Linked DNA regions of Homo sapiens: all the other regions are linked to region 3. Evidence: read pairs that join two places in POLR2A ChIA-PET (ENCODE). Cell type or tissue: GM12878. All regions are shown on one strand. Each heading gives the region's core, and the rest is flanking DNA. Links, peaks and the distances in the headings are about the cores only.

Evidence for each region. Peaks named below come from ENCODE experiments on the same cell type or tissue, not always from the same donor. Only the 100,000 strongest peaks of a DNase experiment are listed, where the experiment ranks them.
Region 1: POLR2A ChIA-PET joins it to region 3 with 14 read pairs; 10 of 35 experiments call an interaction of 5 or more read pairs at or near these places.
Region 2: POLR2A ChIA-PET joins it to region 3 with 11 read pairs; 14 of 35 experiments call an interaction of 5 or more read pairs at or near these places.
Region 4: POLR2A ChIA-PET joins it to region 3 with 24 read pairs; 21 of 35 experiments call an interaction of 5 or more read pairs at or near these places.
Region 5: POLR2A ChIA-PET joins it to region 3 with 12 read pairs; 15 of 35 experiments call an interaction of 5 or more read pairs at or near these places.

Annotation. Positions count from the first base shown.
Region 1 is chr20:41,132,064-41,136,523 of GRCh38, forward strand. LOC124904903 (translation initiation factor IF-2-like) reads right to left here. Exons shown (of 2, transcript XM_047440629.1): 1 at 3,639-4,460; 2 at 1,780-3,229. It overlaps PLCG1-AS1 (PLCG1 antisense RNA 1), which reads right to left. Exons shown (of 7, transcript NR_109889.1): 2 at 3,639-3,748; 3 at 3,076-3,229; 4 at 1,424-1,582. Among named protein-coding and RNA genes, the nearest start is that of PLCG1, 3.2 kb to the right of the region's middle. RefSeq lists a silencer at 22-71 and enhancers at 1,935-2,114, 2,185-2,234, 3,995-4,460. In GM12878, for the core only: a CTCF peak has its summit at 3,331 (motif pointing right); a DNase peak (open chromatin) is centred at 2,048; H3K27ac peaks cover 1,199 bases.
Region 2 is chr20:41,049,164-41,053,623 of GRCh38, forward strand. The region is part of intron 2 of TOP1 (DNA topoisomerase I); the gene reads left to right. Among named protein-coding and RNA genes, the nearest start is that of TOP1, 23 kb to the left of the region's middle. RefSeq lists a silencer at 3,966-4,260. In GM12878, for the core only: no CTCF peak of the experiment used is centred there; no DNase peak of the experiment used is centred there; H3K4me3 peaks cover 767 bases; H3K27ac peaks cover 2,574 bases.
Region 3 is chr20:40,989,822-40,994,281 of GRCh38, forward strand. All of the region lies in intron 1 of LOC100128988 (a long non-coding RNA gene), which reads left to right. Among named protein-coding and RNA genes, the nearest start is that of TOP1, 37 kb to the right of the region's middle. RefSeq lists enhancers at 944-1,033, 1,094-1,253, 1,274-1,323. In GM12878, for the core only: a CTCF peak has its summit at 894; DNase peaks (open chromatin) are centred at 899 and 1,780; H3K4me3 peaks cover 686 bases; H3K27ac peaks cover 2,049 bases.
Region 4 is chr20:41,093,272-41,097,731 of GRCh38, forward strand. TOP1 (DNA topoisomerase I) reads left to right here. Exons shown (of 21, transcript NM_003286.4): 10 at 3,949-4,070. Among named protein-coding and RNA genes, the nearest start is that of PLCG1, 42 kb to the right of the region's middle. In GM12878, for the core only: a CTCF peak has its summit at 2,301 (motif pointing left); no DNase peak of the experiment used is centred there; H3K27ac peaks cover 195 bases.
Region 5 is chr20:41,067,135-41,071,594 of GRCh38, forward strand. All of the region lies in intron 3 of TOP1 (DNA topoisomerase I), which reads left to right. Among named protein-coding and RNA genes, the nearest start is that of TOP1, 41 kb to the left of the region's middle. In GM12878, for the core only: no CTCF peak of the experiment used is centred there; no DNase peak of the experiment used is centred there.

The DNA of each region.
Region 1 (4,460 bases), core at 308-4,307, 140 kb after region 3:
GGTGTGATTTTGCCTTGAGAGAGAACACGAGGCTCTTGAGGGACAGATAACACAACCCAGGTGAGGAGGAAAGCAGGTGGACATGACCTAAGAAGTGTGAGGCCTGATGACTAAGTTGGAGCCACAGATAGATTTGGGGGCCAGGGGTCAGGAGCCTAAACAGCAGGTTGTGGGTGGAGTTCAAGGTGCACTGAGGTTAGTTCTTAGCAAGTAGTACTGGCTGTGTGCTGAGGTGCAGGCTGGCTCACAAACCCAGAGGAGGGGCTGTTCAGATGTCTAACACGAGAAACTGAGTAAAAATTAAAGAATGGTTTAGGCCAGGTGCAGTGGCTCACGCCTGTAATCCCTGCACTTTGGGAGGCTGCAGTGGGTGGATCCCCTGAGGTCAGGAGTTCGAGACCAACCTGGCCATCATGATGAAACCCCCGTCTCTACTAAAAATACAAACAATTAGCTGGGCATGGTGGCACGCGCCTGTAATCCCAGCTACTCAGGAGGCTGAGGCAGGAGACTTGCTTGAACCCGGGAGGCAGAGGTTGCAGTGAACCGAGATTGCGCCACTGCACTTCAGCCAGGACGACAAGAGTAAAAAAAAAAAAAAAAAAAAATGGTTTAAAGAAAAAGGACAATGTTTTACACATGGATCAAATTAGACACTGCAAGACTATAAATCTGCACCCTTCTAATGTGAAAAGGGCTTCACTGAGCTATACTTGTATATTATGCCCTCGATATTCACTCAAGGCCATTACAAGGAACAAATGAAAACGGCATCAGCATTTGCTATTAACCAGTTGAGAACATTCTCCACTATTTCAACTAAATAAGTATCCAGGTGAGAAACTTCTTTTATAATTTAACCCCAGAAATTTTTTTTACTCCAAAGAACCAGTTAACAGAATAGAAAGTGTTATTGTTTTGGCTATCAGGAAGCTCAGCCATGTTTAATTCTCAATCACATCAGCTACATTAACCCATAAACCATATTATCGTCCTCCTCCTTATAATCTCATCTCCTATTTCTATATTTTATTCTCTATTTTTAAGTACTCAAAACATTTTTAAAGGGCTGAAAAAGAATACACTTGTGGTAGACATAGCAACGTGCCACCCAGATCCCCTTCAAAGAAGGACTTGTTGACCCAACTATTGGGAGAGCTGTCAGCAGAAAATCTTCAGCTGTCAGCCCCTCGAAGATCATCTTGGCTGCAGAGTGCCATCTGGCCCAGGCTAGGCTCTTCCCAGGACATTACAACTCCTTTCCAGGCTAGTGCCAGACAACAGAGATCCTGGGAGTTGGCTGAGACTGTCATCAGGCCTGCATCTCAGTTTAGTTTTCCCTGTGCCCACTCCTGTTTCTTTCCAGTACCTCCCAGAGTGTTGATCCCAGGGCCACTCCCCAATAAACATACTGCACACTAACCTGTCACAGAGTCCACATCCAAAGAACCCAACCTGTGACAGCACCAAATCAAAAGAGACTCAGGAGGCTGAGGCAGGACTGCTTGAACTCGGGAGGCGGAGATTGCAGTGAGCCAAGATTGTGCCATTGCACGCCAGCCTGGGCGACGAGAGAGAAACTCTGTCTCAAAAAAAAAAAAAAAAAAAGAGAGAAAACATATCAGGTAGGGGTATTTTACAAAGGAGAGAGGATATACAATAAAGTGTTCATACATACATGGGAAGCAAAACAGCACTGACTCTGGGGCCAGACTACCTGGGTTTGAATCCTGCCTTTTAGCTCTGTGCCTCAGTTTTTTCATCTGGAAAATGGGGATAATAAGAGCACTTATAGGGCTGTAATGAGGAAGAAATGAGACAATGTGGATAAAGCAGTTCCATAGTGTTTACTATATGTCAACCACTGTTCTAAGTGGTCATTTAATAAACAGCTGTGAGGCCAAACCCACAGGTCCCGAGGGGCAGTTGGGCTGGGACTCTCCCCAGACTCTGGGCATGGGCACAGGTACAGTGTAGGCCAGGGCATGCTGAAGCATGCATGTTCACAGAAATAGGCCTGAGCAGGGCTAGCATGGGTGACGTCACAGGCGTGTGCTTGTGTGGGTGCTGGGCTGCTCCTCCCAGACAGCGCAGCTGCACGTATTGCCATTCACACCCACGCACCCATATATATGCTGAGCTGGGGGAAGCCCACACAGACCACACCCTCTGCATGCCCTGTTTTTCCTGCACCTCCTTTGGTGGAAGGAGGCACCTGAGGCCTGGGATGCTGGCCCAGAAGTCCCAGGAGGAAATGGGTCCTGTTCCCTGATTACAGGCCTGGCAACGGGCTGAAAACTCAAGCTCTTGTTGGCAGGGATTTCTTGAGCCCCTAGAGGTCCAGACCCAGAGGCAAAAGTAAAAGCAAGGAAGCCTTACCCTGCATGTTAGGAAGCTCCCAAAAAAATGGAGAAACGGATGTAAAAAGTGCATCAGAGCCCACAGGCTGCCGGAGTCAGCACAGTAAGCTCAATGAGGGCTGCAGCACTTAAGAGGGTGCCTCCTGTACAAAACAGGATCAGACAGCCAGAGAGGGGCCCCATTCAGCCCCCGTCTGCCTTCCTGGTCTCATCACTCCCTGTCCCCTCCTCAGTCAGGAAACTCTAGCTTTGTAACCCTAAATTCAACAACCTCTTCCTGGCCTCAGGGCCTTTGTACATGCTGTTACCTCTACTTGGAATGTACTTTTCTCCAACCCACCTTTAATAATTCACCTCGCCATCGACTCACTTCCTTTAGACCTCTGCTGAGGTCTGAAGAGATCTCGACCCAATGTTTTTCCTTCTAGCCCTCATCATAATTGTCTTTATGTAACAGAGTGTTTATTTAATGTCTGAACTCCCAGAGAGCTGGCGCTGTGTCTCTCTTGTGCTCCTCATGTTGTCAATGCCCAACACAGAGAAGAGCAGGGTCCACAGAACTTCAAGCCTAAGCCAGTTCAAGCCACACTCTGTGAGCACTCACGTTCTGCTGGATTCCCTGTGCCCAAGGCCAGCGGTGAGCATGCCTCCCCTCACCCATGCTGATTAACCAGATAGCCTCCATGCCCACTGACTACTGACCACCAGGACTTACCTAAGCCAGTGGATCTCCTGTGAGGCAGAAAACTCATGGAGTCAGGCCGACTTGGGTTCTAGTTCCCACCTAGTCATGTTATGTGGCTTTGGGGCAAATTGTAGAACTTCTCTGAATCTCTGTTTCCTCATCAGTAAATTGTGGACCATCATTCCTGATTAGAAGATAATTATGAGGATCAGGTGTGACCACAGGTGCACACCTTCAGCACAGGGTCTACGCTAGCTCCGTCCCGCCCACGTAAAGACCTGCCACTAGGTGGCAGTCCATCTCAGCTACCCCACCGCTCCTTACTCCACAGAGGCTGGCTAGGACAAAGGGTCTCAATGTCATGCTGAATTCTGAGCTTCTTAGGGGACGCACTTGAGGAAATCAACGTTAACACACAAGTTTCCACTACAGCAAGACAAAGTCAGAAGCAGCAGCCCCAGGTCACTATCCAGCTGAGTGGGTTGCCTGAGCACACGCTCTTACAAACTCTAGTCTAGTCCTACTATCTCACAATTCCCAGGAAGCCTGGCTCTTTCTCTGGCATCAGCTGGAAGCTCTGTTGGGCTTCTCACCTCTGAAATGCAGTAAGTTGTCCTGCTGTGCCTGGCAGCCGACCCACTGCCTGGCTCAACATGTCAGACAGGCTCCACCGCGACCGTGGGTGTCCTCAATTTTGGCGGTGCTGACAAGGGTAGATAGATTGCAGGGGTGAGTTTCAAGAATGGCTTCAGAAAGACAAAGAGTATGAATTATATTCCATAACCAGAAAAAGGCCTTGTGGCTGGAGAATGGAGAGTGAAGGATCACTTGTGAGAGATGAAACTGGTGAGATGGGCAGGTCATATAGAACCTGCTAGGCCAAGCAGGGAGTGTGGATTTTAGGTGCAATGGGAATTCACGGAGGGTTTTAGCCTGGATGTAGGGGATCATGATTTAATTTCATTTTAAAGATTTAAAGCATGATAAATCCAGGCAAAACCAAACTGATAGATCCAGGCAAAACCAAACAAGGTGAGTAGTCTGGGTGACAGGAGATGGGGCCTTCAGCTTGTGGGCTGAGTGACAAGGTCTTGATGGATTGGAGGTGAGGCAAAGGGAGGAATCAAAGTTAGCTGCAAGGTTTTTGACCTTCCAACTTAGAGAAGTTTAGCGCCGCGTTCTGAGAAAGTGAAGACTGTGGAAGGAATCGTTTGGGGAGGGAAGGCGAGCTGTCTAAGGGGGGGGGATGTGGAACATGCAGTGGGATGCTGGGGCCTGGAACGTAGGGGAGATGCAGGTTTGGAGTCACCGGTGCCTGTGTTGTTGGGCAAAGCCAGGGGAAAGGTCAGGTCGCCTTGGGATCTGGCCTAGCACTGAGTGCAGAGGAAGAGAAGCTTCTGAGATCGAGAGGCAGC
Region 2 (4,460 bases), core at 149-4,148, 59 kb after region 3:
AGGATAATAGCTGACCACTAATCTCACACAGCTGCTGATGTTTAAGAACCTAATTCTTGAAGTGTTTTTAAGTCAGTTTGTGGCATTTCTTCTGAACACTTGGGCACTTTGGAAATTGTAGTGACAGGTTTTAGAAATTTGAAGTTGTGTTGCAGAGGTGATAACAAAATTGGGTCTTTGAGCAACTCTGAGTCTTTTAATGCAGTGCACTTCTAAGTTTCCGATGGTATTTCCCCAAGTTTTGAATATTGAAAAGAAAGACCACACTTTGCAAAATAATTGGCAACTTTCATTTAATTCAGTTTGACCCTGTCTTGAACTTGGTCTTTGTAACTTCTTATGAGGGTCTTTTCCAACGGTAACATTAGAGGCTGATTCTGGAACTTCATGGAGGCAAGTCCAGTGAAACTTGGGCAGTTAGGGGGACCCTTTCCCTCTCCCTTTTCAAAGTTACTCAGTCAGCAGCTGCTACTGTTGGGATGGCGCGGTCAGGTGGGTATTATGCTTATTATGAAACTTGATGAGGGCAGGGACTCAGTTTTGGGGCTGAGTTGTATTTCAACACTTAAGTGGCACTCAGTAAATACTTGAACAAATGAATATTGTGAATCCCAACTTCCTTAAGGACAGAAGAACTATTTATACTTGTCTGCCATCTTCTTAGCTAGAGATTTTTTTTTTGTTTGTTTTGTTAGCTTTCAAGTTGAGGTCCCTAACAGGGGAATCCCATAGTTTCAATGATGAACAGGTCCATGACAAAAATTCTTGTTTATATGCAATACACATTTAGGGAGAATAAATGGTCATGTGGACTTTAAAAATTGGAAATGTTACTAGTCTCTTCTCTCATTCTTTTGTTTTGTTTTATGTTGAGGCAGAGTTTCACTCTTGTTGCTTAGGCTGGAGTGCAATGGCACGATCTTGGCTCACTGCAACCTCCGCCTCCGGGTTCAAGTGATTCTCCTGCCTCAGCCTCCCAAGTAGCTGGGATTACAGGTGTGCATCACCATGCCCGGCTAATTTTTGTATTTTTTAGTAGAGATGGGCTTTCACCGTGTTGGTCAGGCTGGTCTTGAACTCCTGAACTCAGGTGATCCACCTGCCTTGGCCTCCCAAAGTGCTGGGATTACAGGCATGAGCCACTGCTCCCAGCCCTCATTCATCAGTTTTTTAAGGGTTTCTTTAGAGCTGAATCCTCCCAGCAGTTTTCTTTCCTTTTGAATTCCAGAGCTCTTTGGGCCTTTAGCCAGAAACAGTCTCTGTCCTGCTTACTTTGAAAGGCTGTTAACTATGCCCTGGAATTTTGGAAATGTTCTCCTTGAGAATTGCTGTAAAGTAGTGATAAGGACTCTTCTGTAGGCTACAAATTGAAACCAGCCACCATTAAGATGGCTCACAGACAGGGTGTCCTGGATTGAAACTGGACCAACGTTGGTATAGTCTGAATTTGAGGAGTAAAAAGAAATATGCCCTTCCCTCTCCCCTAACAGTTGGGGAATACTTGTTTTTACTCCTCAACCATTCCCCTTTTAATGATGACAAGTTTTCAGGCTTTTTCACTGCCTTTAGTTTTGCATTAAGTTCCTGGGAGATTCACACACCCCTGATATTTACTGCACTCCTGGATGCCAGTTTTTTATCACTCAAGACCAGCTTGTTATCTGTCCTAGACAGAAGCCATCTTCTTTTAAAAGTATTAGAACATACTGGGTATAGAGTGTTAAAGAGAATGTTGATTTTTTTAAAACTTCTGCTTTTGGGGATGTGATATGGGTTTGAAAGTCAGGGAGGAAGTAGAAGATGTAAGGGTTTGCCCCAGTACAAGAGTTTTAATAATGAGGTGATAAATATTTTCTTTAAATAATTTATTCACCCATTGTGTTCACTCAAGTGGTTCTAGTGTTCACTTTCCTTATGCGCTAGTTGTATATTTGTATGTCAGAGAAGAGCAGAGATTATCTTTGACAGAAGTTATATTGTGAGTGTCTTTTTGGAGAAGGTAGGTTTTGATTGTGTAACTATGCCACACCTCCATTCCCCATACACTTGACTTGATGATTATCTTTGAAGGAGGAGCCCATCATATTATACAGCTGCCCTAAGTCTCAAATCTATCATCAAAAGGCAGTGTAAAGGGGACTGGCTCAAAACATGGCAAAGAGTCTCCTTTATATCAGAAAGCTCTCTGCCTTTGCTTATAAGGCAGCAAAGGACTCTTCTTCCTGCCCTGATCTGATTACCCTAAAAGCTTTAAGATCATGGAATAGTTGATAAAACAGTCAGTATTCTGTGCTGATGACTTATCCTTTTCTCCCTTAAGAAAGAGTAAATGTTTTTGCTTGGATTGAGTTTAGAGACACCAGATAGAATAAGATTGGCAACACTGTTAGCCACCTGCTGACCACAGCTAAACAGGCATATGTGCTTCTGCATGGGGAATGCTATGGCGTTAACAGTGCCTTCCTTAAAACCTGTAAGTTCGTTAGGCTTCCGGGTACCAGGGTTGTTAGAGTAGGCCACAGTTTACTTCCTTTTTCATAAGTGCTTTTCTTTCCTGGATCTCAGTATAGGAAGGAAAATCAGACAGCATTTCTCAGTTGTTGGCTCGGTGGGCATTGTGAATGGGTATGGTTGCTGCCTCAAATGCACATATACAACCTGAGCTAAGTTGTATGAAATGATTGAGTAGGCTGACTTCAGTTCTATGTAAATTAATCAAGGAGAAGGTTTAGGAATGGTTGTACCGCATTGACAGTTGTTAACATGTTTATAATTTCTTGGAGATTAGCCAGGAATTCTGTTACAACTACACACAAATATTGATTGACTTTCAAAATAAAATTCTTTAAAATCACTGAAATTTTCTGAGCCCAAGTTTCTTCATCTGTAAGATAAGCAAATTTACTAAGGTCATGGGTATCTAGTACATGATGGACAGAGATTTGAAGCTCTTTACCACTGATTTATGCTACCTTCTCATAGATCTAGTAGTTAAGTGACTTTTACCCAAGGTCATACACTGAGTGATAGAACAAGGATTTTGAATAAGATATTTTTCACTGTTGCACTGGTCTGCTTTCTCCAGCTTCCTTCAGAGGTCCCTAAAGGGGACCTCTGTGCTGCTCTGCAGTGCCTCTATCACATTAGGGTTTGGTCATGGTCTTTTGTGCTCATCATGTTTGAACATGTTTATCAAAGTATTTTACAGACTTGGTTATTTCTTCCCCTCATGTAATTTGTGTATTTGTCTGTTTTCCCTATGGAGAATGAACTTTTTATCTTATATATGCCTGATGTGACATTGATTTGGCCACTTGGGGTTGACCTTGTACTTGGTTTCCATATCTGCAGCTTCATTGTCATTTTGGGTTTAGGCCAGCTTTCAGGAACTTTTTAACAGTTGGATCAAATTTTGTTGGATTCATTTGATACTGAGTTTCTTATTCCTGTATATTTTGTTTCCTTTCTATCTAAGCAGAGAACTAGGACTCTAGAGTTACAAGAAGTTAGAGTATATCTATAACTTTTTTAAAAGAAAAAAAAAGGACCAGGCATGGTGGCTCACTCCTGTAATCCCAGCACTTTGGGAGGCCAAGGCAGGTATATCACTTGAGGTCAGGAGTTCGAGACCAGCCTGGTAAACATGCTGAAACCCTATCTCTACAAAAATACAAAAATTAGCTGGCCATGATGGTATGCACCTGTAATCCCAGCTACTCGGGAGCCTGAGGCAGGAGAATCTCTTGAACCTGGGAGGCGGAGGTTGCAGGGAGCTGAGATTGCACCACTGCACTCCAGCCTGGACAGTAGAGTGAGACTCTGTCTAAACAAACAACAAAAAAAAACTCTGTTTTGGACACATGACTTTAGGGAGATAAACATAACTCTGGGATTTTATTTTTTAATATGCTCCTGAAAACAGTCAACTCTCCCATTTCCTAGCTGGGAGAAGTATGTCTCACTTAATTTTGCTCATTCAGGAGAGGATGAATTTTTCAGCAATGATAGTAATAGCTGGCTGTTGCAACTCATTTCTTGCTGCAGCGTAGCACATCCACCAAGAATGCCCTTTCACCTTCCTTTGTCTTGCCAACTCCCTCTTAGCTTTCAGTAAGACTTGGCTCAAACTGCATCCTCCAGGAAGCCTATGTTAACTCCTAACTGCCACTCTTGGATCCAGGGTTTTTATTTCATCTTGTTCGCTGGTGGAACCGGGCTGTTTTATCTCATTATATTACTCTTCACTTTGAAACAAGGAGGCAGTTAACCTAGATTCAGTATTTTTACTCTTAGACTTTTTTTCCCCCAAAATGCCCATAAATTAAGCAATCTTACTGCCTTACTGCGCTTACTGAAAAATAGCAGCACAGCAGAAAAATAGAAAATCTTGCTATCATGTAAGAGATGTGGAAGTAATGGTGCCCACATGCTTCATTTGGAAAATGTCTATTACCTTTATA
Region 3 (4,460 bases), core at 183-4,182:
GTCTCAAAAAAAAAAAAAAGAATGACAAGAAAAAAGTCTACATGTTCAGTATAGATGCAACTTTTTTAAAAATGTTTTTAATCTGTGGCTGGTTGAATCCATGGATGCAGAATCCATGGATACGGGGGGCTGACTGTGCACACCAAGTATAACCAATCAACAAGGACGCATATCAATGTGGATGAATTTCACCAACATGACATTGGGCAGAAGAAGCCAGACACCGAAAAGAATATACACAGCGTGGCCAACATGATGGAAACCCTGTCTCCACTAAAAATACAAAAAATTAGCTGGGCGTGGTGGCGCACACATGTAGTCCCAGCTACTCAGGCACGAGAATCACTTGAACCTGGGAGGCAGAGGTTGCAGTGAGCCAAGATCATACCACTGCACTCCAGCCTAGGTGACAGAATGAGACCCTGTCTCAAAAAAAAGAAAAGAATATACAGTATGATTTCAAATATATAGAAGTTGTTACCCTTGGGGAGGTAGCGAGTAGAAGGAAGTATGAAGATGAAGGTGTCTGGGATTGCCAGCAATGAGCATTGGTTGCATGGATATGTTTAGAATGGAAAATTCTGAATATATGTGAACCTTCCAAAAAAAAGTTTTTAAAGTTGTATCAGTTCATTACAGTACAAATGTAAAATTAGGGGAATTGTTTAGGAGTACCCCTCTTAGACCCCTAATTAGGAGTTGGAGGTCTCAGTCTGTGACCAGGATTAGAGTTCGTTCTATGGCTGGAATCTGGGCTCAGCCAGGATAAGGTTCTGTGTGGATCCAGTACTAATCATCGCTGCATCAGGGCTCTGCCTGGCAGGAGGGCTCGGGAGCCTTTGCTCTGTGTCCACAGCTCGACTGCTGCCGTTCCAGGATCTGACCACTTGATGTCTCCACTTCACAAATTGCCAAGTGAGGAAAGAGCTGGATAGAGCTGCCTAGACACGTACCGGCCCTGAGCTGGGATAGGTTGGAGGCCATAGCTCAGGGAAAGACTTGGAAACTGCAGAGAATGAATCCAAGTGGCAGCAAAGCTGGCTGGGCTGGGGCTGGGGTCCAGGCCCCATGCAACAAGGGCAGCCATGGGGACCACAGAGGCAAGTCCAGCTCAGAAGCCCCCAGCTTTGCGCCTATCTCAGCAGCACTGGTCGGTCATTCATTCAGTGCTTCATGAGCTCCCGCTCTGAGGAGGAATCAATGGAATCAATGGAAGGAATCACTGAGGAATCAATGGAAGGCAAATAGGGCACAGTCCCTGGCTTAATGGAGCTCACAGTCAGGCATACACCTCCTTTCTCCTTTCCATCTTGTCCCTGCCTAGCACGCCCAGCTCCCTCCAACCCAAAAGAACCTCCAATATTAGAATCTGCCCCCCACCAACTCCTCAACCAGGATCCCATTTTTCTTCTTTGTTGTCTGTCTCCCCGACTAGGGCAGATGTCTAAGGAGCAGGGCTTTCATCTGCCTTGTAGACCCTGGTGATCTCAGGGTCAGGCCCAGATGACCAACAAATATTCATTGAATGAAACTTGGATAGCAGTGAGGTGTTCACATCATCTCTACAGAAACAAACAGAACAGAGCAGGGAAACTTCCTCTGGGTCTGTGGCACCCAGCTCCCCAGACCTTGCAATTCTGGAGGAAGCCTCAGACAAGGCTTTTTGTGGGGTGGGTGTGGGAACCTGAGTAGGACTGAGAGCTGGAGGTTTCAGGGCTGGGAGGGCTGCATGACAGAAGGTGCTATTAGCCCAGCTCATGAACACTGAGCAGTTCCACTTCCCCCTTTTCAAAGTAAGCATGGTGGGGGAGGGAAGAGACAGGCCTTGTATCACCCCTTGATAGGCCCAGGGACCTAGCTATTAAAAACAGGAAATATGAGCCAGCAGAGAGTAAGGAGGAACTAACTGGGGGTGCCCTGTCTGCCTCCAACTACAGGGAGCCTGCCAGCTACCTTAATTCAGTCTAGGCAGATGACAGAGAACGAATAGACCAGCTTGACTGAAGCCTCCTGAGAGCCTGGGAAGGAGACCCAGGACATGAGTCTGGGCATGACTTTGGAGGAGCAGGTTGTAAGAAAGGGGATAAAGAGCTAGAGCTGCAGGCAGCTACTCCCTAGAGGAAGGAGGAAGGAGCAGAAGCCTGAGACACAGACTTGGATGGCCGTGTGGATGTGAGCAGCTGTCCAGGACCTTCAGAGGACCAGTTTGAGCCCATTTATTGGGAACCAAAAATGAGGATATCAGGATGGACCTCCAGCACCAGGGTTTACACTCTGCCACCCACTATGCACGGCCAATCAACATTCCCAGCACTGTCCAATAGAACAGTGCAATGCTGAAAATTTCTATAGCTAGGTTTTCCAATTTGGTAGTCATCGGACTCATGTAGCTAGTGGCTACCATATTGGACATCAGAGCTCTAGCCCCATGTGTAAGGTGAACAAAGAGCTGCCTTCCAATATTTCTTTTATTCCCTCCCACTCCTTCCATTCTTTCACACCCTCCTCTTGTGCCTCAGGCTATCAGTCAATAATTATATTGTAACGAGTTGAATTTCATAGGCCATAAGCTCATGTAAAATGAATATATAAAGTAACTTATTTTTGTATAACTGAATTTCATTTCTATCCCAAGTGCCCATCCAACCTAATGGCAGAGATTTACTGTAAATAAGTTCAGGTTAAATGTGGTCAAGTGACTGCTTCCTCCCTCTCTTCCTCCAGAGTGCATCTAAGTCTCTAGACAGGTCAGAGTGTGTAGCCAGCACTCAAGCATTGGGAAGAGGGGCATTTGGAGCCTTAGGGCCCACTGTCTATGCTAGGATTAAACTATCAGTCCTTGTCCTATTCATTTAATCTTCAAACTTCATTTCTGGGTTCTTCGATTCTTCCCTTTCCTGCAGGGGCAGTAGGAAGAGCTCCAGAATCCCTTCTTAAAAACTTATAGCAGCATCTAACTCTACTGTTCCACCTGTCCACATATTCCCATACTTTCTATCCCTTTGCTAATAAAAATAAAAGCAGCTAACATTTATTGAACATTTTCCATGTACCAGGAAAATTCTAAGCACTTTATTTATTTATTTATTTATTTATTTATTTATTTATTTACTGAGATGGAGTCTCACTCTGTTGCACAGGCTGGAGAGCAGTGGCACCATCTCAGCTCACTGCAACCTCCACCTCCTGGCTTCAAGTGATTCTCCTGCCTCAGCCTTCCAAGTAGCTGGGATTATAGGCACCCACCACTATGCCTGGCTAATTTTTCTTTTCTTTTTTTTTTCTTTTTTTTTTGGAGACAGGGTCTCCCTCTGTCGCCCAGGCTGGAGTGCGGTGGTGTGATCTTGGCTCACTGCAACCTCCGCCTTCTGGGTTCAAGCAATTCTCCTGCCTCAGCCTCCCAAGTAGCTAGGACTACAGGTGCCCGCCACCATGTCCAGCTAATTTTTTGTATTTTTTTTAGCAGAGACAAGGTTTCACCCTGTTGCCCAAGGTGGTCTTGAACTCCCAAGCTCAGACAATCTGCCTACCTCAGCCTCCCAAAGTGCTGGGATTACAGGCATGCGCCACCATGCCTGGCCCTAATTTTTACATTTTTAATAGAGACAGGGGTCTCACTATGTTGGCCAGGCTGGTCTCGAACTCCTGACATCAAGTGATCCGCCCACCTTGGCCTCCCAAAGTGCTGGGATTACAGGCATGAGCCACCATGCCCAGTCTATTCTAAACACTTTAAAACAACTAGCCCATATAGTCTTCCCAACAACTCCCTGAGGTAAATACTGTTATTATCCCCATTTTGCAGATCAGAAACTGAGGCACAGAGAGGTAGTGTGAAAAAAGCTCACACAGATAGTATTCTTATTGAGGCTGTGGATGTGTTAACTAGCTTGACTTAATTCTTCCACATTGTATTCATACATTATAACATCACTTTGTACCTCACAAATTTATACAGCTATAAATTGTCAATTTACAGTGAAAAGAGTTTTGATAGATTTTGCTATTTAAAAAATAACTAATAAAAAAGAAAGCATTCTTGGGCTAGGATCTCAAAAGCCAGTATTACAGATGCATTTACTTAGCAATACAACTTCCATGAGTCAATCCCAAAAATACTCTGGCAAATGTCTGACACAAGCCTCTTTGTTACAGCACTCATTGTAATAACAAGGGGCTAGAAACTACCCAAACATCCATCAACAGGGGATTATGTGAATAAATTATGATATATTTACACAGTGGAATACTATGAAGCCATAAAATGGAATGAGAGCTATCTTTGTATACTGTAGTAGAGTGATCTTCAGAATATATTGCTAGGCTGGGCATGGTGGCTCATGCCTATAATCCCAGCACTTCAGAAGCCTGAGACAGGAGGATCACTTGAACCCAGGGGTTCAAAACCAACCTGGCCAACCTAGTGAAACCTTGTCTCTGCAAAAAAAAAAAAATTGAAG
Region 4 (4,460 bases), core at 141-4,140, 100 kb after region 3:
AATAACTGATTTTCTTCATTCCATGAGTTTTATCCAGAAATGGTTAGAGCATTGTTCCTCATACCCTTATGTGCTTATGACTCACCAAAGTGGATCTGAGCCCATTTAACAGTTGTGGGGTGGGCTTCTTTTCCCTTTCCCCACCGTCCCTCTTCTTCTTTCCCCTTTCCCAACCATCCTTCCCTCTTCTGTCCCCTTTCCTGACAGTCCCCCTTCTCCTTTCCCCAGCATTCCTCTTCCACCTCCACTTGTCTTACCACCGTCTTTTGGCCACTGTTATTTCACCACCCCATTTCTCCACCATTTTTCCCACCCTCAGCCCCCCACTGTTTTCTTCTCACCCATCCCACCGCCCGCACTGAAAAGAAAAAGTTCTGGGGTGGGATTGAGTACTTCTGAACCAAGTGGTCTGCTGACCAAACTTTGAGAAACACTGGGCAGGATAACTGCTGAAAAGCATCAGTGGTGAACACTCAGGCATTCTGGTGCATCTCTCTTCCCACCAGTAGTGGCCTTAGGTCCACCAATGCTTGTAGGCCTAGGTAGTAGTTTACACTAAAGGGCTGGGTCTGCAACTGAAGAAAGTGCCAAACTTGGCAAGCTGAAATTTGTTTTTTAAAATGCCATATTTATTAGCCAAGTGTGGTGGTGCACGCCTGTAGTCCCAGCTACTCGGGAGGCTAAGGTGGGAGGATTGCTTGAGTCCAGGAGGCAGAGATTGCAGTGAGCCTAGATCGTGCCACTCCCCTCCAGCCTGTGTGACAGAGTGAGACCCTGTCTCAAAAAATAAAATAATAAATAAATAAATAAAACATATTTATTGAATGTATTTGTGGTCAGACACCAAGACCCAGCAGTGGATAGTACTACTGACTTAGACCCTGATCTTGGGGAGTTTGCAGCCTAACAGGACTCCATAATCTCAGAGGCAAATGCTTATGTTATGTAAACATTTTGACCTGTTGACCAGAGAGCCTAAGACAGTTCTTTCAGCCCTCACGCTGGTCATTCCTGGAGACTCTTAACTATAACTCAAAGCCAAAACTCCTAATTAAGAGAAAGGGCCTAGAACCTTGAAGAGCACCATCTCAAAGCGTAGGTATTCCGTAGGCCTGGTCTGGACTTACCAAGAGCTTTAGGATGCTCAGCTGGTAAAGCCTCACTTTGAGGTTCAAAGTGATGGGAGGGAAAGCTAGATTCCCTAGTCCTGTGGTTTCTCTTCCTTTTCAAGATAGGAAGCAGAGGCCTGGTCTAGTTCACAGGTTGCCATAGTCCTTTCCTCCCATTCTTGCCCAGTCCTCCTTTACAGGATCCTGCTTTAGGGCTCCAGCATTTTCTCAGCTGGTCCTCTGCTGGGATTTCTTCTCTTTGATTGTGTGAACTCTTACTCTGCAGTAAGTCAAGAAGTCATATTTGACTTTACTTCAAACTGATACAGTAAGTGCTGCCTACTCTCTGGGGAGGAGAATTCTTAGACTCCTTTAGAACTTGCCAGGGAGGTGGGGCATGGGCTAGCTGAAGCAGTGAATTACTGCCTTCTCTGAGGACCTTCAGTTTACAGCTTTGATTCAGCAGTTTCCTTTTCCTGGAGCTCAGCCTTTTCCACAAAGTGTTAACATTGCCAGGAACCTTCCAGTCATCCTCCCACTACTCTGATGCAGGGAGCCATCATTTCATCTTTTGACAGCTCATCTAAAATAGGAGGAGTCACAGTTGCTTCTCCCTCTATTAGGACAGAATTCAGTAAAACAGCCCAAAATCTCATTTTTTTTAAATTTATTTTTATATTTATTTATTTGAGACAGAGTCACACTCTGTCACCCAGGCTGGAGTGCAGTGGCACAATCTTGGCTCACTGCAGCCTCCACCTCCAAGGTTCAAACGATTCTCATGCCTCAGCCTCCCAAGTAGCTGAAATTAACAGGCACGTGCCACCACACCTAAGTTTTGTATTTTTAATAGAGACAGGGTTTTACCATGTTGGTCAAGCTGGTCTGGAACTCCTGACCTGAAGTGATCCTTGCACCGCCTCCTAAAGTGCTGGGATTACAGATGTGAACCACCATGCTCAGCCACATTTTTTTTTAAATGGTGTTAACAGTTTACATTTTTTTCTTGCCATTTTATTTCATTTATTTTATTCCTAATGACTTAATGTTTTCCTTTATATTGGAAACATGTTACAGTTTTCTAAAGAAGTTCAGGGAATCTTTTAATACACAGCCTATCTTCCCCGAAGTGTCTTTCTTCCAAAGCAGAAGCTTGGGGGTTGATGGGGGCAGCTGCGCCACCTGTTGGCCTTTTAAGTTAATGGCGTCCAAAGTGGGTTCTTTCTATTATAACTGTTTCAATATTGTGCTACAGTTCTCTACACCCCTGCAAAGTCAGATTGCATATCATTATGAGATAAGATGTCTTCTGAGTTTTGAAATAAATGGATTTCTGGTTAAATTTTAGTTTTCTATAAAGAATGTGGGCAGCCTTGGTGAATTATTAATACCTGTGTAATAGTAAGGTGGTGGAATTATAGTTAACCTCATTTTAAGTATAGCCAAATGCTCTTAGTATAGCATGGATTGGTTCGAGGTGATGTTGTAAAGTTGGATTTTTAAGAAAGAATGGAAATTGGCACTAAGAGTACTGTCAAAAGCATTTGTTTGAAAAGTGGATTAAATTCCCAAGTACTTTTCTTTCATTGCTTTATTAACTAAATCAGGTATATAAAACCCATAGGCCCTATTCAGATTTTCTTTACCAGTTAGCAGCTTTCATTGTGAAAACATCTGAGTCCCTTTAGACAGCTTTTTGTTTATTTGAGACAGTCTCAGTCTGTTGCCCAGGCTGAAGTGCAGTGGCGTGATCTTGGCTCACTGCAACCCCTGCCTCCTGGGTTCAAGCGATTCTCATGCCTCAGCCTCCTGAGTAGCTGGAGTTACAGGCTCCCACCACCACGCCCGGCTAATTTTTTATATTTTTAGTAGAGATGGGTTTTCGCCATGTTGGCCAGGCTGATCTGGAACTCCTGACCTCAAGTGATCTGCCTGCCTCAGCCTCCCAAAGTGCTGGGATTACAGGCATGAGCCACTGCTCCCAGCCCCTTTAGACAGCTTTTACATAAACAATTGGATACACCAGGAACCCCAGTCATCCCTTGTGCTGTGGATGCATCCTGGTTCCCTGAAAGAGGCAGCATCATGGTACCCATGTTCCAGAGCAGTGTGTCGCAAACTCTAGTGTGCATCCAAGTCTTGTTAAAAATGCAATTTCTGTATAGGATTCAGTAGGTCTAGGAGGGGGCCTGGGATTCTGCATTTCTAAACTCCCACATGATGCCAATGCTGCTGGTCTGTGAACCACTTGTTGAATAGCAAAGTTCTAGAAGAAGGTCTTATTAGGCTTTTCATATGGGAAATCTGGGCTTGCCTAGTATGGATATATATTTTTTTATTCATATTCCACCCACCTAACTTTGAAGAAGAAAGATGCCTATTTCTTTTCCCCACAATTCCTTTCTTCCACTCCCTGCCCTATCCCTTCCTCCCCTTCTTGAACAGAGGCTGCTTAGCTTAGCAGTGGCAGGAGTCCCTCTGAGGATTTGATTTTTAAAAACCATTGAAGAGGTGTAAAGGACCCTGCTTGCTGAAAGGAAAAGGAAGAGTGACTGGGCCTCCCCCAGGTCATCCCTGTCCTGAGCAGGCACCTGGGAACAATTAACTGGCATAGTCTCCAGAGAATGACCCAGGTAAATATATGCTAAAGAGAAGGAGAATTTGTACAAGTAGATATAAATCAGTATGTTGTCTTTGTTGTTGTTGCTACTATGTGTCACCAGACCTTTATATACCATGAGAAGGCAAACCATTATTAAAGAGAATTCGCTAGCCCTGGGTATTTATGCTTAGAACATGAATACTATACCTCACTTTTTGGAACCACTTTTTTCTCTAGGTAAAGTCATGAAGCTGAGCCCCAAAGCAGAGGAAGTAGCTACGTTCTTTGCAAAAATGCTCGACCATGAATATACTACCAAGGAAATATTTAGGAAAAATTTCTTTAAAGACTGGAGAAAGGTACTGTAGCCCATGTGTTAATATCCTAGTACCTTGCAAAACAATCAAGTACTAAGTAATAAATTATCATTTTGCAAAACATTTCCTGATGTAAAATTTGAGTTGTATGGATTTTGTTGTATTTAAACTTGCGTATTTTTTGTCTTCATTTACTATATTATGTAGGGTTTCTGTCCAACAAGAGTACTTGTATATCTTTGCTATTGGCTCTCATGTGATGGCAGGTAGGTGGGGGTTATCAGATTAGGCCAAACAGAAAACCTCAACTCCAGTTGCGCACAGGAAAGTTTGTCGCTGCAGGACTGCCCCGTGTCTGCTGTTGCAAAGAGAAATGTTAATCTGATGTCCCTCTCGCTGTTAATTCTTGCTCATTTATTTTAGGTACTTTCT
Region 5 (4,460 bases), core at 252-4,251, 77 kb after region 3:
TTTGAGATGGAGTCTCACTTTGTCACCCAGGCTGGAGTGCAGTGGTGTGATCTCGGCTCACTGCAACCTCTGCCTCCTGGGTTCAAGCGATTCTCCTGCCTCAGCCTCCCGAGTAGCTGGGACTTACAGGCGCCTGCCACCACGCCGAGCTAATTTTTGTATTTTTGGTAGAGACGAGGTTTCACCATATTGGCCAGGCTGGTCTCGAACTCCTGGCCTTGTGATCCTCCTGCCTCAGCCTCCCAAGGTGCTGGGATTACAGGCTTGAGCCACCACACCCGGCCTCCAGTAAAATTTTATATACACTGTGATCCTTTTAAAGTACCTCTGATCTTTTTAAATAGTTTAGGGTTTCTTCGATTTCTTCTGTAGCAGATTAAAGAAATCTGGGGGATTATTTAATCACATCTGAACCCCAGAATAATTAGTATTTAGCATGTTCTGTTCCAAAATGCTTTCATTTATTCCAATCCTTGCTAATCAATTGTAGCTAATTTTGTGGCCATTTGTTAGGAGAAAACAAGTGTTTCAGATGTGTTTCTGTGTCCCTTCCTTCTCTGCTAGATATTAGCACCAATCATTTGTCATCAGGCTATACTTAGGACCCAAGCCCAGGAGGCATTTACTGTCCTGTGCAGTAGCAATACTGCAGACTTGGAGTGGGAGAGTAGCCATTATGTGCAGAAACAAAATGGGGCTATGGATCCACATCCCAGAAGATGCCATTTGGTTTCCTCTTTATTGTCCTCATGCAAGGTGCAAAACAAGGGAGTAGGTATTAAGAATCATTTCATCTTGTCTTCTCTTTGTGTGGACAGGAGTCTGAGGTCACATGCTCTAAGTCCCACAGTGATGTGGTAGCAGAAAGAAGAGGATGTGAGACCAAGGATCCTGAGTCCCCACTACATTATTCCTTCCAGTGAAAAATACCTCCCTGTGTAAAAAGAGTTAGTTTTGTAGCTAAACTGTCTGTTTAAATACAAGCACCCCTTACTTGTATGCATATGGTAGGCAGCTCAGGTTTAAAAATGTCAGATCACCTCAGGCACTGCCTTTATCTCTCTTTGTCCCCAAATCCCTGAAATCTTTGGCACTGAAAGTATTAATGTCATCAAATTCTGAACCTATGAAAACTTCATCTCTGTCTTTCTCTTGTCTGGCCTGTAACATGACAAGAACAGCTCACACCAAAGTTAGAAGATAATTTCATCAGTCATCACTTATCTCTTGACACTGCTTCTTTCTGTTAGCGTTAATATTTTGCTCCTCAGATCCTTTTTCTTTTTTTTTGGAGTCAGGGTCTCATTGACTGCTAAGCTTGGGCGCGGTGGTGTGATTATAGCTCACTGCAGCCTCCCTGGGCCCAAGGGGTCCTCCCACCTCAGCCTCTTGAATAGCTGGGACAATAGGCATGCACCACCATGCTTGGTTAATTAACTTTTTTGTTTTTAATAGAGATGGCGGTCTTGCTATGTTGCCCAGGGTGGTCTGGAACTTCTGGGCTCCCACATTGGCATCCCATAGTGTTGGGGTTACAGGCATGAGCCACCATGGCCGGCCCTCTTTTAAAAAATACATAAATAATCTCAAAAGGAATACTCTTCTAGATGCCAAGGAATTACGTAGCTTGTAGGATCTCACGAGCTACCTTTCTTAAAGGGTTACATTCTTATCCATTGTTTATCTTTAATAGTAGATCTCTTGTATAAACAGAATATTATTAAAAGCAATTTGGGAGGGGGGCTTGATTTTAGAAAATAAGAGAATCGTGTGAAATGAAATTCCTCCTAGTTTTCGACTCTGTGCATCTCTTGCCAATTTTAAACCTGGCATTCACACTGGAGTGACAAATTTGTGGAAAGCAAGGGAAGACAGAAAACTGCTGTAAAATAGCAAGGGAAGTACTTTTCCAGCCATATTGGCAGTGCTATTCTGTACTGTCAGTGTGAGAAACATCTGAGAATAAGGATGCTTTTGGCTTCTGCTTTCCTTTTAGTTCCAAATCCTACCTGAATTGTAATTGAGAGAATGTAGGATTTTAGGAATATGCACTTGAATTACGCATCTAGTTCTCAGATTAGGGGAGATTTTTCTGAAATTAATAAAATTTAAAAGATATGTTTGCTGCTTTCCTTGTGAGTGGTTTGCCAAAGCCCTCCCTTTGTCTACACATCACTATATCATCCTGTCTGTGGGAAATGGACAACTAACATGGGTAGGCAGAGAAGATTGAACAGTTTGGAAATGAGGAAACTCAGTACCACCACCATTCACATGGGAGTCAGTATGATATATTGAATAGCACACTAAGATAAAAGTTAAGAGGCTGGGTTCTGTCATTTATAAGCTACGTGTCGTGATCCAAGGTGCTTAACTTCTCTGGGTCTCATTTTCTGTTTTGGTCAAGGGTTGATAACAGTACCTGCTTTATCAATCTTTCAAGTTTGTTTATGCACATGACAGCTCTTTGGGAACTGTAACATACTAAATAATTGAGATAATGATGGTGATGATGATAATTACCGCAAAGCCTAGTATAATATCATGCAGATAAATTGGAGCTCTTGAGTTTGGTAGTTGAATCTAATTCAGTAGTTATTGATAGCATTCAATTTGGAGCCCTGATATTTTCAATATTATATTTATCCCTATCATAGTACGCCATAATCATTGTTTTTAAGATTTCATGGTGGAGACAGCATTTGAGCTAGCCATTCAAAGATGGTTAAAATTTTGCTAACGGAAAGTAATGGTTAGAAAGAAAAACATAAGCAAAACATAGAGGCATTGTAGTATATGCTTTGTTCTGGGAGGAATCTAGTTAGGTGGGTTACACAGGGTGGAATAGTAGAAAATGAGACCCAAAAAAGTGGCTTGAGGCAAAACTATTAAATGCCATTTCAAAAAGTTGGAACTTGTTACTTACACTAACTAAAAATCGGGGGGAAATGTTGGGACTCGATTCTGAGCTGAGCAAGAAGCCACTGGAAATACTTGAGCAAAGTGGATATAAGACTTAGCTACAAATGACATGAAGGGTCTAAGAAAAAGGGTTCCTGTCTTGGATAACTGGGTGGCTGTTCACGCTATTAATAGAGACAAAGAACTTAAGGGAGGAATGGGAGTTAGAATGGGTATCGGTTTTGCCATCTTTGGGCACATCCTTTTATCCTCTCTGGCCTGAAAACAAAGGATTAAATAATTTCTAGGAAATTACATTTACCTTGAAGTTTTGATACTTCTATAATATAAAACGCCGGAGTCCTTGTGATTTTGTTTAGAGATATATAATCGGCATTGTAGTGTGTAATGATGATGGACATTAAGGAACCCTTGTTTCTTAGTGCCTTTTGGAAACTGGCTCATTTCAGAAGCTGCGCTCTTTTCCCAGAGGCAACTTTTGAAGTTACTTAAATATTTAATTTAACAAATATCATTTAAGATTTAACTGTCTACTATCCTTGAAAGGGTCATGAGTTTCCCTCCTAAACCAAGACTTTGAAGCTCTCTGTGCTGTCTCACAGGAATCCCCATGATCCAACTTCATGTGACCTGCAGAGGTCTGCTGCCTTGAGGAGTAGACAGGTAGCTGGGCTGTTAGTGGCTAAGTCCTTTTCTCAGAATATGTGGAGGCTCCTTCTACCTTTAACAGTGCTTTTTTGCTTTGTTTGGGAAGTAACAGAGTAGTCAAGTGCATGACCCTGGAGCCAGACTGCCTGAGTTTAAATCCTGTTTCTCTCTTTAGAGGTAGTTCCTTGGGTGAGTTACTTAACTTGTCTGTGCTTCAGTTTCCACATCTGTGAAATGAAGATACCAGTAGTTACCTGAGTTTTGTTACCGATATCAAATGTGCTTAGATGAGTGCTTGGCACTGGGTGCTACTCAAGTATCTGTTAAATACTTTTATGGGGGATAGAGGACAGATTTAAATGGTTTCCCATAGCCAACATTCTAGCTTTCCAGAATATCAGTATTTTGTTGTGGTAGCGGTGGTCTTTTTTCCTAAAGAAACAGTGCTTCGCCAGAAGGGAGACATTGTTCCCTACTGGCTCCCTACTTCCACCGTTTCTCCCACTCTTCTATATAAGTGCCTTAGAGAAACTCTGGTCACCCTTTTCTGTGGTCTGCTTAGCTCCAACAAGAATCATAGACCAAAGGTTTTGCTGTCATCACTTTAAAAATAGTGTAAGTTATTTTTTTCTTTCCTTTTTTTAAATTTTTTTTTTTTTGAGATGGAGCCTCAGTCTATCGCCAGGCTGGAGTGCAGTGGCGTGATCTCGGCTCACTGCAGCCTCTGTCTCCCTGGTTCAAGTGATTCTCCTGCCTCAGCCTCCCCAGTAGCTGGGATTACAGGCATGTGCCACCACGCCCAGCTAATTTTTGTATTTTTAGTAGAAATGGGGTTTCACTGTGTTGCCCAGGCTGGTCTCGAACTCCTGACCTCAGGTGATCTGCCCGCC